Linked DNA regions of Mus musculus: region 2 is linked to region 1. Evidence: chromatin loops called from intact Hi-C (ENCODE). Cell type or tissue: heart. All regions are shown on one strand.

Evidence for each region. Hi-C counts contacts between places; a loop is a spot of excess contacts. Peaks named below come from ENCODE experiments on the same cell type or tissue, not always from the same donor. Only the 100,000 strongest peaks of a DNase experiment are listed, where the experiment ranks them.
Region 2: a loop joins it to region 1, with 2.3 times the contacts of the local background. A loop is called at or near these places in 3 of 42 quality-filtered maps.

The regions. Positions count from the first base shown.
Region 1 is chr3:9,517,380-9,525,379 of GRCm38, reverse strand. All of the region lies in intron 2 of Zfp704 (zinc finger protein 704), which reads left to right. Among named protein-coding and RNA genes, the nearest start is that of Zfp704, 89 kb to the left of the region's middle. In heart, a CTCF peak has its summit at 4,807; a DNase peak (open chromatin) is centred at 4,759; H3K4me3 peaks cover 800 bases; H3K27ac peaks cover 1,804 bases.
Region 2 is chr3:9,569,831-9,577,830 of GRCm38, reverse strand. All of the region lies in intron 1 of Zfp704 (zinc finger protein 704), which reads left to right. Among named protein-coding and RNA genes, the nearest start is that of Zfp704, 36 kb to the left of the region's middle. In heart, no CTCF peak of the experiment used is centred here; a DNase peak (open chromatin) is centred at 4,010; H3K27ac peaks cover 636 bases.

The DNA.
Region 1 (8,000 bases):
CGGCTAAGTTTCTTTCTTCAATTCCAAAGGTAAGACATAGCAAGGCTGTATGACCCCATAGTTGTGCCCTTGAATGGGGGCATATGGAAATTCCACAACACATCAAAAATCTGTAAGGCTGAGAACCACTCCTCGGTATGTACCTGAGAACTCCAGGTTAGCACGCACCAATTTCCTTGCTTCCTAGGTAGTCAGCCCTGGAGTCCATCAGTGGAGGGGTCAGTGAAGCAGACTAGTCTATGTACATACAGGAGTGTTATTGGGCCAGAAGAACAAAACCGGAACTTTTGCACGAATGTGGTCTGGAGTGTAGACTATGTTGGGTAAAGTAAGCAAAATTTATATAGCAAAATTTATATAGACAAACATCACGTTTCCCCTCATGTGAAAATCTGCGCTTAAAGGAGAACAGACCAGTGGGAAGAAGGAAACTAGAGAATAATGACAGGTCTGGGGCAGGAAGTATGATCAAAGTAAAGAAATACATGGAAGAAAGTATAGCAGTTGCTTTATACAATTACTGTATATCAATAAAAGCTGAAGAAAGTCAGCACAGCTGAGCATCTGGTTTCTTGGGTACCCAAGGCCCCTAGTGAGCTGGTTCTAACGTCTTTGATGCCCAGCATGCCAGGTTGTGATGACTCGCTGTTAATGGATGCCAAGTACTGGATGGATGAGAGCTTGTCTGTCTCGTTAAACTGTATCAGACCATCTTCTAGCCAGAGGAATGCAGAGTCACACACTTGCTGGGGGCTTGGACCTGTGTTAACCATGACTAAGGCTAAGGCACCATTGCATTACAATGGCACTGTTGTCCATTGACTCACAGAGAGGAACTAGCTGATAAACGTGCAGGAAGTTGATTGGTTATAAGATGTGCCTGATTTTAAGCAGATCAAGACTGTGCCTTGTGTGATGGGGAATAGATGACGTCTGAGGATGACCTGCCTAGCTGATTTTTATTTGAAATCCAAGTGAGATGGCATTCCCACGGTATTCGGTACACAGTACCTTTCACACAACAAGAACCGAGAAAAGACGAGCTATGTTGTGATTGTCAGTTAATAGATGTCATCCTCAAGTTCCTAAAATGAGCTATAATGTTTTGGGGTTTTTATTTTTTGTTTCTGTTTTGTTTTGGTTTTGTTTTTTTGATATTTGAAACTGGATTTGTGGAATGGATGTACAAGGCTACTGTCAGTCTTTGTAAAGGACTGGGTTATCAGCAAAATGACTGTATCAAGCATGATATATAATGACCTGCAGTTCTATCTGAAATGCTTGATGAGTGTGACACTTGACAAAGGCCCTTTGGTGGAACATGGCTTCCCACTCTCCATCTCTCAAGTGAAGGTAGAATAAAGGCACAAATTATGCTTAGTGGTCGGGCAGGTTCAGAGGCGCTTTGAATACAGCTCTGTTCAGCTTGCCTGTGCCTGTGATAACTGATAATTTGGTGACTGGCTGACAATTTCTCTGCAGCGAACTGAAGGAAGGCCTTTATTCATGAGCATGAGGCTGGCAATACTTCAAAGGGCAGAGAAGAAGTATTTGAAGCAACATGATACCAATGCAGTTGCTGCTGTAAAACTCGGTTAGAATAGAGCACTGTAGTAAGCCAGAGCCTGGCCAGCGAGGATAGCTGCTAACCGGCTGCAAAGCCTGGTGCGCCTCAGCGTAAGCAAGGCCAGCTGGCCACTCATGGAGACCTGAGGGCTGTGAAAACACCATCCTGTCTTCCTCATCGCACACCCACCCTTACTGCAGTGTTGTTGTGTAGGCAGCCTTGTGACTCAGAAACTAGTGCTTGAGAAGGAAGTCCCGGACTCCTCACTGATCAGCTAGATGAATACTGTTTAACCTTTGACAGAGCAGTAGAGCACTGCCAAACTCGAAATGTTTTAGCAAAAATTAACCTGTTTTGCACTTGTCAAAACTAAGCCCCATGGTCCATTATGAATACGGCAGGTTCTTCTGGGTGGTTGAGTTGATTTCCAGGTCCGGTGGCATACGTTACTAGAGACAGGGAAGTTGTCCGAGCTAGGTGTCTTAGTTTTGCTTCACACCTGGGGCAGGGTGGGGCTTCTTTACTCTTAGCTCTTTCACATGCATAAGCACGGGAAGGAGGCCAGCCTATTACCCAGCCTGTAAAGTGGAGACAGCAGCAATGCTTCCTGGTGAAATTGGTGCTCGGCTAAGAGGAGACTGTATCTTTGCAATACCTCATGATGTTCCGGTGCCTAATGACTGGTAATAGTGCCGTTAATGAGAAATTCATGGGTTCATCTGCCACGGTGCAGAGAGACATGATGTGATGCTCTTAGGTGTGATGTTCACTGTCAATGAACCTTTCTTTCTGGTACATGAAAGATTTGCGTTTCTGATACAGGTTGTGTGTCCTTCAAGGGGCCCCCAGGGCACTGTAGATATTCAGCTACGTTTTGCTACATGGCCTTGCTGATTAAGGATACTGTTATGCGTGCATTTCTTCTTTGCCTAAGATATTTTATGTTCTGGGACAGCATTTTGAAAGAAAGTAACCCCATTATATGAAGGCATGGTTCTCAGAGCTGCACACTGACTGCATCACTGAGGGGGACAGGAAGCAGCTGGACACCTGCGTTCCTCTGTCAGAGTCGGACTGTGTGAACACTCGGTGTCAAGAGCCACAGGCTTGGAGAAGTTAGCTGTGTGTCTCTCGTCTCTTGGCAGTCTTGTCTGTCCTTCCTCAGACCTGTTCTGTTCTGGGTTAGTCTGAAGTGGTCTGTGTGACCTGAGTTTCAGGAGAGGTGCTGAGAAGAATTGTCTGTGGAAGTCGAGTAGATGAAAATCTCAGACCTGCAGTGACTCACCCAAACTTCTGATGGAATACTTATGGTTTGCTAATTATTACTAATTGATTTTATTTTTAATTAACATTCAATCTCGGCAGCTTATACTGAGTTTGCATGCTTGAACAACAGAGGTGTGCTCCTGCCATTTGCTTTGTATCCACTGAGAGCTCGGGACAGTGAGGGAAGATAAGTTAGCACCAACAACAGAGAGCGAGCAGTTTCCCCTCACACCTCACGGACTGCTGCGCACCGTCTGGCCATAACTGACTTTAGCAGAGCTCAGTTGACAGTCCTACCTTAGATCTGGGTGCCAGTTTCTGTTGCTCTAACACAATAACCCGAGTTAATTTGTAAAGAAAAAAGGTCAGTGCAGGGTCAGCTGGCTCCATGCTTTGGGCTGTGGGTGGAGGGTGGGGTGGAGCAGCTCAGATCACCAGCCAGGAAGCAGAAAGGGAAAAGGCAAGATAGATAGATAGATAGATAGATAGATAGATAGATAGATAGATAGATAGATAGGGTCAGCATCTCATAATTCTGTCTGGGGCAGTCTGTGAAGCGGTCTAGCACTCATCCATGGGCTCTGTGTGGGCGGCACCTCCCAGTAGTGCCACCCCGAGCAACCAAGGACTGAAGGCCTCTGTGCATGGATTCCAGGAACAGTTACACCAGAGCAGCCATGAGGGAGGGAACCTGTGAGCAGTTTTAAGTCTGGAGCACCAAGGATATTTTTATTAAGTGCTTTTGTATTGGTCAATGTACAAAATCCAATGCAGGAAAGAAGTATTGTACAGACTTCCCTGGAGCTCTCAGAGTTCATATTTCATGTCAGATGAAGTCACTTCACATTTATACATACTAGTTAGTATTTTCAAGTTTAAGAAGATTTTTAAAAATAAGTAGTCAAGTTAATTTTTTGTTACAATCTTATCATGGAAAGCATGACAGCAGCGCTGTAGATCCATTTGTTCTTTCCTTTTGCGTATTTCTTACACTGGTTAAAGTGACTCTGCCTTAGTGTGGAGGAAGTGCCCAGATCACTAACTACCCACCCTGCTTGGTCCCACCTTCATGGGCAGCCTCACCTGGGCAGACGTTGGGTGGGGAGTGGTCAGGAGACATTTGATTTGTTTGTTTCTGATAATACAGTGTGGTGTTGGAGTGTTTGGAGCCGGCAAGGGAGACCTGCAGCAGTTTGCTCTAGGCTGCATGCCTCTGTGCCTTTGTATGCCATTTCTCTTCCTTGTGGTGGACCTGCATCATGCTGGAGAGCAAGGGCCTGCCCTGGGAGGGGTGCAGAGGCTCTGCGGGTCTTCACAGCTTTTCCCATCAGCTCTGTAGCAAGTTTGGGGCTTAACTGTTCTCTGGGGTTACTCTGCCTGGGAAAGTTGACAGCCCTAGCATGAATTGTATTTTTTTGTTTGTTTGTTTTTTCAAGACAGGGTTTCTCTGTGTAGTCCTGGCTGTCCTGGAACTTACCAGGCTGGCCTCGAACTCAGAAATTCGCCTGCCTCTGCCTCCCAAGTGCTGGGATTAAAGGCGTGCGCCACAGCTGGTGTTATTTTTTAAAATTCTAAAACATTGTGGCCTCTGTTTCATTGCTTCCTTCTTTAGCAAATGCTCCCTTAGAGAGTGAAATATATTTTCCTCTTTAGAGTGGGGGAGGGAAAACCTTCTTCATAGCTACATCCGTCCCTGCTGCTTTTGCGGAAAGATTGATATTTGACACAGAAAGGCATCAACAATGAAAGCTACATTTAACTTCGGTTGTTTGGACTGAGCCCTGGAACAAGACCAAACCGGTTTCTCTGTCAGTGTGTGTGTGTGTGTGTGTGTGTGTGTGTTGTCTGAGTGGCACTAAGCCCAGAAACATGTTTGCATTGCCAAGAGATGGCTCTCAATACAGTGTGTGGTGGGGAAGACTGCTTCCTCGCGCCGGCAGTTGGTGTGCTCTGTGCTCTGTGCTCGCCGCCCTCCAGGAGGAGGTTTGGCTGGGCTGCAGGCTGCACTGAGGAAAGTAGAAACAGGAGCCCGGGCAGGTTGGCTTTGCACACGCGGCGGCTCCAGCCAAAGAATGCAGATCAACCTTGCTGGCTGTTTTGATTTTTTCAGATTTAGGAGTGTAATTAAACACACAGCAGTGGCCAGCTTTGAGGGACTGGGAAAGAAGCACTGTACGGGTGGTGTTTAAACACAGACTGTTTATAAAGGTGTGAAAACACCCCTGCGATGCTTTGTGTTAGCTCGCCTCCCAGCCAGCTGTGAAATCTGAGCCCGTCTCACCTGTCCTGCAGACAGCGGCCTGCTCTTTACCAGTTTAAATCTTCTCCAAGTTGAACAGCAAGGGGCCGGTGGGGCCTGTGGGGCCTGTTTGAGAGCACTGAATTTAAAGATTGCTTTCGCCAGAAGCAGAGCCGGGAGCCACAAAGAAGGAGGTTCAAACCCCCTGCTGTGCTCTTGCCTTTAGCAATTAAGTAAAGTAGACTCTGAAACCTCAGCTCCTAAACCCGACTGCCCCGAGGGGAGGGACGGAGGGAGCTGCTTTGATTGTTGTTTTGGTCGAGGTTTTTGGTATAGGTTTGCCTTATCTCAGTTTGTTTCTTCTTTTTATCTTTTTTCCTTGGCAGTGAAAGTAAAGTGACACGTTTGCAGATTAATGTTGTTTTGATTTTTATGATAAAAGCTTCCTATGCCTCAGAAAATACTGCAAAGTAGCCAGGCCACATTCCATAATGAAATCATCTGTGCTGGATGTATTACTGAGGAGCAGTTAAACTCAGCATGGAGTTGGTTCTAAACCTCCAGGCTTCATAACAAGAGACTATAACTTAGGAACAAAGCTGCATTGCAGTCCAGAAACAAACAGTGACGTGTGATGGTTGAGCAAAAACTTACAGTTCTGACCTCAAAGGGAGAAAGCTTATTCTGTAGACAAATATGAATGAGCGTGGCCCGAGGACACATTTAGGTTACCTCAAATTACTTGTTCTCACACGGAAGCAGTTTAACAAAGCCTTTGTACTAACAGAACAAAGCCATAAATCAAGACACCTTTCACAGACATTGCTGGGGACATTAGGTGGGCAGGTTGAAGCAGAGTGGAGGTACTTCTGCTGGAGGCCTCCCACCTTACGTAATGACACTGTTAGCCTTTTGGTTGGTGTCTTAGTTGGGGTTTCTAGTGCTGTGAAGAGACACCATGACCACAGCAACTCTTATAAAGGAAACCATTTACTTGGGTCTGGCTCACAGTTCAGAGTTAGCCCATTATCATCACAGGGGTAAGCACGGTGGCGCCAAGGCACACATGGTGTTGGAGAAATAGATAGCCGAAGATACACCTGGATCAGCAGGCAGCAAGAAAGCCCACCCTGGTGTCATACTTCCTCTAACAAGGCCACACCTACTCCAGAGAGAGCACACCTCCTAACAGGACCACGCCCTGTGAGTCTTTGGGGCCATTTTCATCCAGTTAACTCTCTTTGCAGCATGTTTCGTGGAGATGCAGCTTCTTTTCGAGAACCTTCTTTCACATGCTGCATGAAGCAGCATATTTGAGCATCAGTGTCAGGGGTCTTCATGTATACTACTACTATCTTCAAGACATACTTCGAAAACAATAGAAATACATTAAAGGCCCTTTCTCCATAATGATTGTGTGATTTATTTTATTTGTTCTTTGGATCTATGGATATACTTATATTGACAAGTCATCCTGTATCCTTTTAATGTTTTAAATTCAGTTTGTAAATATTTTTATTGGTGTGTGTGTGTGTGTGTGTGTGTGTGCGTGCACGCGTGTAGCTCACAGGACAATTTGGGGGAGTGGTTTCTTGGAGAATGAGCATATTGGGGATCAAGTTCAAGCCATTAGATGTTTGATAGTAAGCGCCTTTAGCCCCTGTACTGGCCCTACCTACAGTCCCTCAGTTTGCTAGTGAGTGCCTTTAGCCCCTGTACTGGCCCTGCAGTCCCTCAGTTTGATAGTAAACGCCTTTAACCCCTGTACTGGCCCTACAATCCCTTGGTTTGCTCACATTTGTTGAGGACTTTTGTATTTGAGTGCATCAAGGAAATTGAACTATTAATTTCCATACTGGTTTTCATGTTAGTGTAACACTGGCTTTGGAAAGAGAGTGTCTAAGCCTTCCTGTTTGATAAAGCATTTTAAGAACTATGTCTTCCAGTTTTTAATCTAGAGTCTGTATTACTTTCATGCCTCTTGACATGGGCTGAATAATACTCCCTTCTGTTCCTAACTTTGTCTTCCAGAAGATTCTGGGGAGCTGGAAAAGATGTTTTCAAACTCCCCAGCCTCCTTCCTTCCTCCTCTCTTTTCTTCCTTCCAGAGTTCCACGTCTTTCCCAACTAACACATGTTGCCCTTGGGACTCAGTGTTTATCTGGAACTTTCTCCAGCTCTTTCTCTAGCCAAGCAAGCTTGTTTCCTCCCTTGCTGCTTCTGACAGTCACTCTCCATGCCCTAGCCATTTCCAGTCGTCCAAAGATGTACATTTTACACAGCGGTTTCAAATATTGCTGATGAAGTGGTGTGCATGCACTGGACCTCAGGAAAACCTTCCAGAGCCCAGTTAGCACTCCGAAGTCAAATGGCCCGCTGCTTACATTGGTGCCGGGGTTGAAGACACCAGTGCCTTGTTGATCTGTCTGTTCAGGGAATCCAAAAGCCCATTGATCTCTTTTCACTAGACATTTCCTTGCACAGACGGGGCTACTGGGTGTGTATGTGAGTTTCCACTCTGCCCTACAAGGGGTCACGTTTATACAGCTGTGACCTTGTCCTAAGGACAGACACATTGTGATTTTGGGAAGGGTCATCTCTCTATTATATCCTGCTTTCTGACAATCCAGGAAATACCACTGGCATCTTGCTGTAACTGGGATGCTTCTGAAAATGGAAAGTGAGATTCACATAAGCTTTTGCAGTTTATAGGCGTGCTCTATTGACCACTTAGACAGCCCCTACAAGTGATGAAAGCTTTAAACATCCTCTCCCACCGCCAAGTTATTCTGATCTGGGACAAGGTCTGGAAGAGCTCTTGCTGTTGAAGGATTTCCATCAGCCTGAGTAGTTCTCCAATGACATCTGGATCTCTGTTCATTTTAATGACATATATGGGAAAAGTCATTTTTAACCCTTTGCCTACTC
Region 2 (8,000 bases), 52 kb before region 1:
AAGCACACTCTAAGCTGAAATGTGAATTCATTAATTTTCAATTTGTTTTAAATTTCATTTGCTGTTTACTGCCCAAAGAGATGATAAGTTTTATTTAAAATGAAGTGTGTATTGAAAGAGGAAACTTTAGAAACCCACATTCTCTTTTACTTAATTTTGCTTCTAATGTGGTTTTAAACTGGTTTAAACAGGTTTTAAACTGGTATGTGACGGGCTGAGACTTATGGATGTATCTGAGTCTATTTCTAGTTCTGTGTGGGAATGGAGATCGAAGCCAGAGTACATGGGTACTAGGGAAATTACTACTGAACAGGGTGGCCTGTTCTCTTAATTTTGATTGATTGATTGATTGATTGGGATAGGGGCTCACTGTGTAGGCTGACAGGTATGGAATACTCTGTAGACCGGATGGGACCAAACTGGCTGGGATCAGGCAGCCTCTACATTTTGAGTGCTAAGGTCAGAGATGTGACATCTAGATACTCGGGCCTCTTTAAAAATAAAACAAGCAGACAAACAAAAAACTTATTTTGAGAAATGGTCTTCTGAAGTTACTCAGGAAGGTCTTGAACATCCAGTTTTCCTTTCTAAGCCTGGGATTTACGGACCTGTGCCACCAGGCCCATCTTATTACCAATTAGGCAACCTCCTCCAAATCGACACAGCTGTCAGGTCACCTGGAGTCACCTGGGAAGAGGAAACCTCAGTTAAATTATTGCCAAGGTCATATTGACCTGTGGCCATCTCTGTCAGGAATTTTCTTAGTTGCTAATTAATACAGGAGGGTGTGTTCTATTGTGGGCAGTGCCTTCCTTAAGCAGGCAGGCTGGGCTGTGTAAGAGAGGTACCTGGGCGATCCAGTAAAAAGTGTTTCTCCATTGTGTGGCGTCTTTCAGTTCCTGTCCTGGGCTCCTGCCTTGGTTTCCCTCCATGATGGATGATGACCTAAATGTGTGAGCCGAGCAAACCCTTTCTTCCCTTCCTTGCTTTGGTCCTGGTGTTCCTCACCAGCAGAAAGCAAGCTAGGACGCCTTCGTCCTTCAAAGCCCCTCCTGCCGCCTCCTTTTCCTGACACTCTGTTTTGCTGGGGAGTTTTGGTCTGTCTTCCATTTGTATGTAATTAAGATTGGAGTCTGGATCTCTCCTTTCCCTTGGAGCTGTTTGTAACCAGAAAAACTTTACTGTGTTCTTAGCAAGCCTGAGGCCCCAGGTGAGGGCTTGGTTTGACCTTTTATTTATATGAATCAGAAGTAGATTTGTCCCAGGTGAGGTGGTGCATTTAATCCCAGCACTTGGGAGCCAGAGACAAGGGGATCTCTCTGAGTTTGAGGCCAGCCTGGTCTACAGAGCTAGTTCAAGGACAGCCACAACTACACAGAGAAACCTTGACTCATGTGGTGCCCCCCACCCCCCAAAAAAGCAAAAAATAAAAATAAAACCCAAACAAAACAAAAGAAGTAGTATATTTGTCAGCGTGTAGTCTAACCGCTGCTCTGAAATGTGCGTTTTGGTTAGGAAAAGCTCATGTCTAAAGGTGAGTCTTGTTCTATGCTCAGCTGCAAGTGCTTTTGGCTTTTGAAACTGGCTCCTCCCTCAGTTCTCACACATTTTCTCTCTGTCTGTATTCATGGCCAGGATTGAACTGACCCCACAGAGGAGTTCAGAGACTGGCAGCCAGTGAGTAGAAAGTACCCTGGGGAGACAGTGATTCTCCCAGGGGCTGTGTAAGCTTGTGGTCCACAGATAGTTCTGCAGGCTCTGAGAGAAGAAATGACTGGGTCCCAGCTCCTTAGAAATGGCCTGTCTGCCAGCAAAGCTCTATATAGTCTGTGGACAGTTCTTTGTAGACTAGCTGCCCCTCAGTAAAACAGTGGCCTCTCTTTCTTCAGAAAGACATCTACACAAAATCTAAACCTTCAGGTAGGGCATAAAGTAGCCCTATCTTACAAATATAAACATACAGGTGGCTTTCATTATCATTAACTTTATTGATTGCAAATGTTGGAACACATTTGGGGAATGGATGGGTCCGATTTACTGTTAACCCCAGACAGGTGGGCAGAAGAGGCGGGGATCAGACCTGTGACCCAGCTGGTCCTTGTGCATCTGAGCATCGCACACTGGACGGTGGGATCATTACCTCCAGGGCTTTGAAGTTTTTATTATCTTAACTGTGACTCGTTCTGAAATTCTGCCTTAATAATTCCCTAAAGGTTTGTTCTGGACTAACCTGCTGGGACTTGTGGAAAGAAGGTTGAGAATACTGTAGTTTAACAACCAAAAACCTGTACTTTATATAGCTCTTATTTTAAAAAAGGGCTGCAGCCCCAAAGATGAGCCCTCCATAAAATGAAGCTACAGAAGATGGTGGCCATCTGACTCTCATGTGATGCACAGAGCGCACTCTTTCACACTAGGCAGCCTCGGATGTTGCTTTGAGATGGAAGAGTTCTGGGACCTTACACTTGTCAGCTGCATGAACTCGGAATCTGCCTGTTGTGGCCTTTTATAGGTGGGCTTCTGTGTGACACTGCAGTCACCCGGAACCCTGTGTGCTTATCCCGTAGCAACGATGGCCCTGCTTCAGACATTCTTCTAGTTCTAGGATAGCATCCGCCCCTAAAGCTAAGTATACCTACTGTCCTCCGCACAGAGCTAGTGTTCTGACAGCAGCAGCTCAGACCCCAGGCTGCTACCTGTGAAACCACGATAGTCCACAGGACAGAGCGGAATTGGGTATGTAACTGAGAACGGAGGATTGCAATTTTAAACAGGCATCAGGGCTGATATCCCCTGGGGAGATGTAAGGACAGAGGACCAGGAAGCAGCCTGCCGTAAGTTCCAAGTCCACGCAGTTCTGTGGCTTTGTGGTCAGGCTGGTGGCGATGGCACAGTCTGTTGGCCAACTTACCATTACTGTAACAGAGCGCCTCAAGAGAGTCAGGCTCCTTTCTTTAAAACAGCTCTCTTGCTGTGTTATCCAGCTTTGCCTAGAACTCGAGTTTTCCTGCCATAGCCTCCAGGCTGCGAGCTTTCCGGGCTGAGGGAGGAGATTTGCTTCCAGCTGTGGTGATATCATCAGTCCATCCTCTTGTTTGAAACACTGTGGCATGTATGGCAGAGGAGCCTTTTCATATCAGGCAGGAATGGGCAAGAGGCAGCAGGAAACAGACCCAGGGACCAGTTTGACCATCAGAGGCTTGCCTCCAGTGAAGGCCTTTCATGACACCCCATCTCCGCAGCGCCTTTTAGGTATGGGCCTTTGTGTGACCGTATAGCTCCTAACTACAGCAGCGGTGGGGGTGGGGAGATGGAAGGTTGGATAAGTTAGTTTCACAGGACTGAAACTGGGATAGGCGTGGAGGGAGGGAGGTGGTAGCAGCGAGTGCTCTGAGCAAGGAGAACGGTGACAGGGGACAGCATGTGTAACCAGGCAGGACACTGGCTGCAGGACTGAGTGCTGACTGCGGCAGTGATGGGAGGTAACTACATTCTAGACCTGTTCTGAAGGCCAAGTGCATAAGGCTACCACACGAGTGCCTGTGGCTGGTCCATTTAAACAGCACGTTAAGGCAAGCAGAACATCTGTTTAATGTGGCAAAGTCAAATTTGTGCATTCTAGAGTCAAACAGGGTTGGCCTCTAAGACCAATTTCTCCTTTGTCCTTACAGTTGCCTGGGAAAGTGAAACAGATCAAGGTGGCTGAGCTTGAATGGACTTTACTGAATTAATTCATTCTTTCTTTCTTTCTTTCTTTCTTTCTTCCTTTCTTCCTTTCTTCCTTTCTTCCTTTCTTCCTTTCTTCCTTCAAGGCTTTTCTAAAAGGAACTTAAAAAAAAAAAAACCCAAAAAACCAAGTTGTGTGTTTTCACTTACATAATGTTAATAGAAGGCCTGAAACTTAGCCAAGAATTCTGCACTAGAAAGCGGTGTGATAGCTTCCCGTCCTAAGTATGTTGCTGACTAATCTCTGAGAGAGCAAGCCAAGTCATGCTTTGCTGGGTAGTAAACTGTCGGGATAGTAAAGTGAGCCCACGTGATAGGAAACTGGGAACTTGCAACACTAATTAAGGAGAGAGTGGAGTATATGACTCCAGACCAGACCAGGCTTCCGGCCCCACCCCTCAATTTGATTTCTAACCCTGTGGACGCTGGACCAAACCAGACTGGTTGTCATAAGTCAGTTATGCTGTCTCCATGTGCAGCACACAACAGAATTCAGAGGGCCAAACAATTACTTGAAGTAAGAGCTAGTTTGGAAGCAGTTGGTTTTAAAGTGGTTTTTCTGCAGATATTCATTAGAACTGGGTAGATTTGCAATCTGACTTATTTTTCTGTGTATGCAGCATAAAATTAAAAGAATTTAAAGTAAGAGAATAGAGGACTGTTAACTATTTTTAGAAGTAGCTTTTATCCATTCTTTCAAGACTGATAACTTGAGCTGGGAAGATGGCTTAGCGGTTAAAAGCACTGACTGCATTTCTGAAGGTCCTGAGTTCAAATCCCAGCAACCACATGGTGGCTCACAACCACCGATAATGAGAGATCTGACACCCTGCCCTCCTCTTCTGGTGCATCTGAAGTCAGCTACAGTGTACTTACATATAATAAATAAATCTTAAAAAAAAAGACTGATAAGTCTTAGAGTCTTATGTGTTTTCCTCCCCCTCCCTCTCCGCTCCCCCCCCCCCCCCTCGTGTGTATGAGTGTTTTTGCTTGAATGTTGTATGATGAATGTCTGGAGCCTGTGAAGAACAGAAGGAGGAAGTGGAGTTAAAGACAGTTGTTAACTTCTATGCTGGCATGGGGCTCCAAGCCTGGGTCTACTGCAGGAGCAGTTAAGTGCTCTTAACTGCTGAGCCATCTCCCTGGCCAGGCAGTAATATTTTTAAAACAACAGACTCCACTGTTCCTATTGTTAGTGGAAGCCTTTTGTGACACATTTTTCAATCTTTAGGCTGATAACGGCTGCCACACAGTGTGTGATATATCATCTTTAGATACCAAACATATAAACTGCGTGTGTTAGGAAAGAAAGTTTTAGAAATAAATCCAAATGTATAACCTGTAATTGGAGATAGGCAGAGCTCTCTGTAAGAAGTTTGAAAGAGTCCTTGTGGCGTTCTGGAGCAAGATGAGGACCTAAAGGCTTGCTAGGGGACCCACTCAGGTGCCTTCATTGCCTGGTCTCAGCCGTGTTTTCCTTGTGGCCTATCCTGCATGCCATGTATCAGAATTCCTGTAATACATTTTATTATTCAGAAAGCCTCAGAAGGCAACTAGCTTTCTTCAAATTATTCCTGGAAATCACTTGCTCTCGAGCCAGCGCCTCCCATCTGACTGGGTGGGTGAGTAATATCACTTCAAGGCAGTGTTGACACACACTTCTTGCCTTCTCAGTTCTATAAATTTCGGGGGAACGTGTCTCAGAATGGGTGGGTCAAGGACGTGGGCAATGTTGGCAGCGTCCTCCTTGGTGACTCGTGTGGGTATCATTGCTCCAGAATCCAGGTGTTTTTTTTTTTTTTTTTAAATTAAGGAAGACTGATGTGCCAACCTGAGGACATTATTATAGGCATCTAACACTTAAACAGATGCTGTGAAGTTTTGTTTAAAAAGTTGCGATTTCTCCAAATGCATTCTATTATACATGTGCTGATTATTTTCTTTAGAACAACAGAAGCTGCTCATTGGAGTAAAGAGCCTGAGTTTTATTTGTCAGTTGGTAATTGGTAATTGGCAGTATTTTCATAGAACTGAAGCTTTGTTCCCTTGCAAGAAATTACCCTGGGTAATATGTGTGATGTGTATGGAGGAACTCAGGAAGGAGGGGCCGGAGGACCAGATAACTAAGGGATGCTAATGGCCAGTGGGCCTCACACTGCCAGTGGGCTCATTATTTGAAGTAATTTATTGTTCCTTTAAGAAGTACATATACATTAATCATGGAAAACTAGTAGAAAAAAGATATTGTGTAAATGTTAGAGTCTTAGTAAATATAAAAATGTGTTTTTTTCATTGTAGGTTAGTACAAGTTTTAAAATACCACATTGTGTGTTGATACTGAAAACTGTAAACAAGATAGAAAACTTGGCCTGTACAAGCATGTTACCAATGAGCACATTGTTAACATTTAAAGAGTCCTTTCAAAATGATTTCCATCGCTGCCTATACACACTCCTCTCCTCTAAGCATACATAAAATCACCTGTAATCCTTTTCATGGTCGGTATATTGTTTTTCTCCCTGCATTTACTTGTCATGTTTGACTGATAATCTATTGATAACTATTTACATAACTTTTAAAAAGATTATAAGCATTTCTGTGGTTAACATTTTTGTGTGTTTTTATTTGTTTACTTAAATGTAGACTTGCTGTATTTATTATACACAGATTTTGCTTCATGATTCCAGGTTAACCTTCTAAACTTTGCTCCTATCAATGGTATTTAAGAATTCTACTTAACCTCTCATGTTAGAAAGCATAAAGAAGAGCTGGGGATGTGGCTTGGGTGGTAGTGTGCTCAGTCTTCCACACTCAAGGCCATGGGTTCGAGTCCTAGCAGCACAGAAACTAGGTGTGGTGGTGCAGACACGAAGTTCTAGCACTTGGGAGGTGGGGGCAGGGAAATGGGAGGTGGGGGCAGGGAAATGGGAGGTAAGGGCAGGGAAATGGGAGGTGGGGGCAGGGAAATGGGAGGTGGGGGCAGGGAAATGGGAGGTGGGGGCAGGGAAATGGGAGGTGGGGGCAGGGAAATGGGAGGTGGGGGCAGGGAAATGGGAAGTTCAAGGTCATCCCGAGTGACATTACAAGCTCTAGGCCAGCCTGGGCCAAATGTTAGACACCTTATCTCAAAATACCAAGCCACACAAACTAAAACCAACGTGCCACCCGCAGACCAAAGTGAAACAATCCAAAGAGCAGAAAGAATTACTATCATTTTTGTGAATCGCATAAGCAAAAAAGCCAACTTTATTATTTGAATTTTCCTGTTTTTAAAGTAAAAAAAAACTTATGATATTATTACTTAAATTGTATGTGTCTCTTTGTATATGTGTGTACTTTGTTATATATGAAATAAATGAGCCCTCTAGGCCCATGCATCTTCGAGCTTTGGACATACTGTTTTGATCTTTAAAGTCGTAGGACTGATGCCCATGGAGGGCCGTACAGTACCCTACATGTGTCTGACTAGGAGGAGAGCAAATGTGTTCCTTTTATTAAGAGTGTGATACATGGTGATGCCCACAGTGTGAGGATATTCTCTGCTTGTCCACTGCCAAAACTAGGTTGTTTGATTCAGCAATTCTCTTCAGAAAATTTTCCTATAAAATTTATAAATACATAAAGATACTTGCACAGCCATGCTCTTTACTTTTAATAATGAAAGAAAAAAGTACATGGACAGTCTGGAATTAATAAGGGGCCTTGGGGGGGGAGGGGGAAGGGAAAACCCACACCCCACCAGAGGTTTACCTATTCTCTGGTCTGTCAGGTGTGGGAGGGCTGCTATTTACCTTCCACTCATCCCTGGGTGGGCATTCAAGCCTCTGACCCACTCAGGGGGTGGCCAAGGGGCAGCCCTATCTGCTAAAGCCCCCGGGGTTATAGGAGAGAGGGAGAGGGAAGAGGTTCCCAACACTGACCAGAGTGTGCAGCGGATCTTGATGAGCAGAGACTCTCTATGGTTTTAGAGCTTTATTATAGAAAGGCAGGGGGAAAGAGAGAAGGTAGGGGGGAGAGAGAGAGAGAGAGAGAGAGAGAGAGAGAGAGAGAGAGAGAAGACTAGAGAGAAAGAGTAAGAGGGAGAGAGGAGAGGAGAGAAGACAAAGGGGAGAGAGAGGGCGAGAGTGAGGAGTAAGAGGTAAGAGCAGTGAGAAGTGAGAGAGTGAGGTGGGGCTGAACAGCCCTTTTTATGATGTTCACTGTTGCTAGGTAACTGCGGAGGAGTTTAGCCTGAAGGTCAGAAGCTTGGGCCATTGCTTATGTGACTTCTAGCC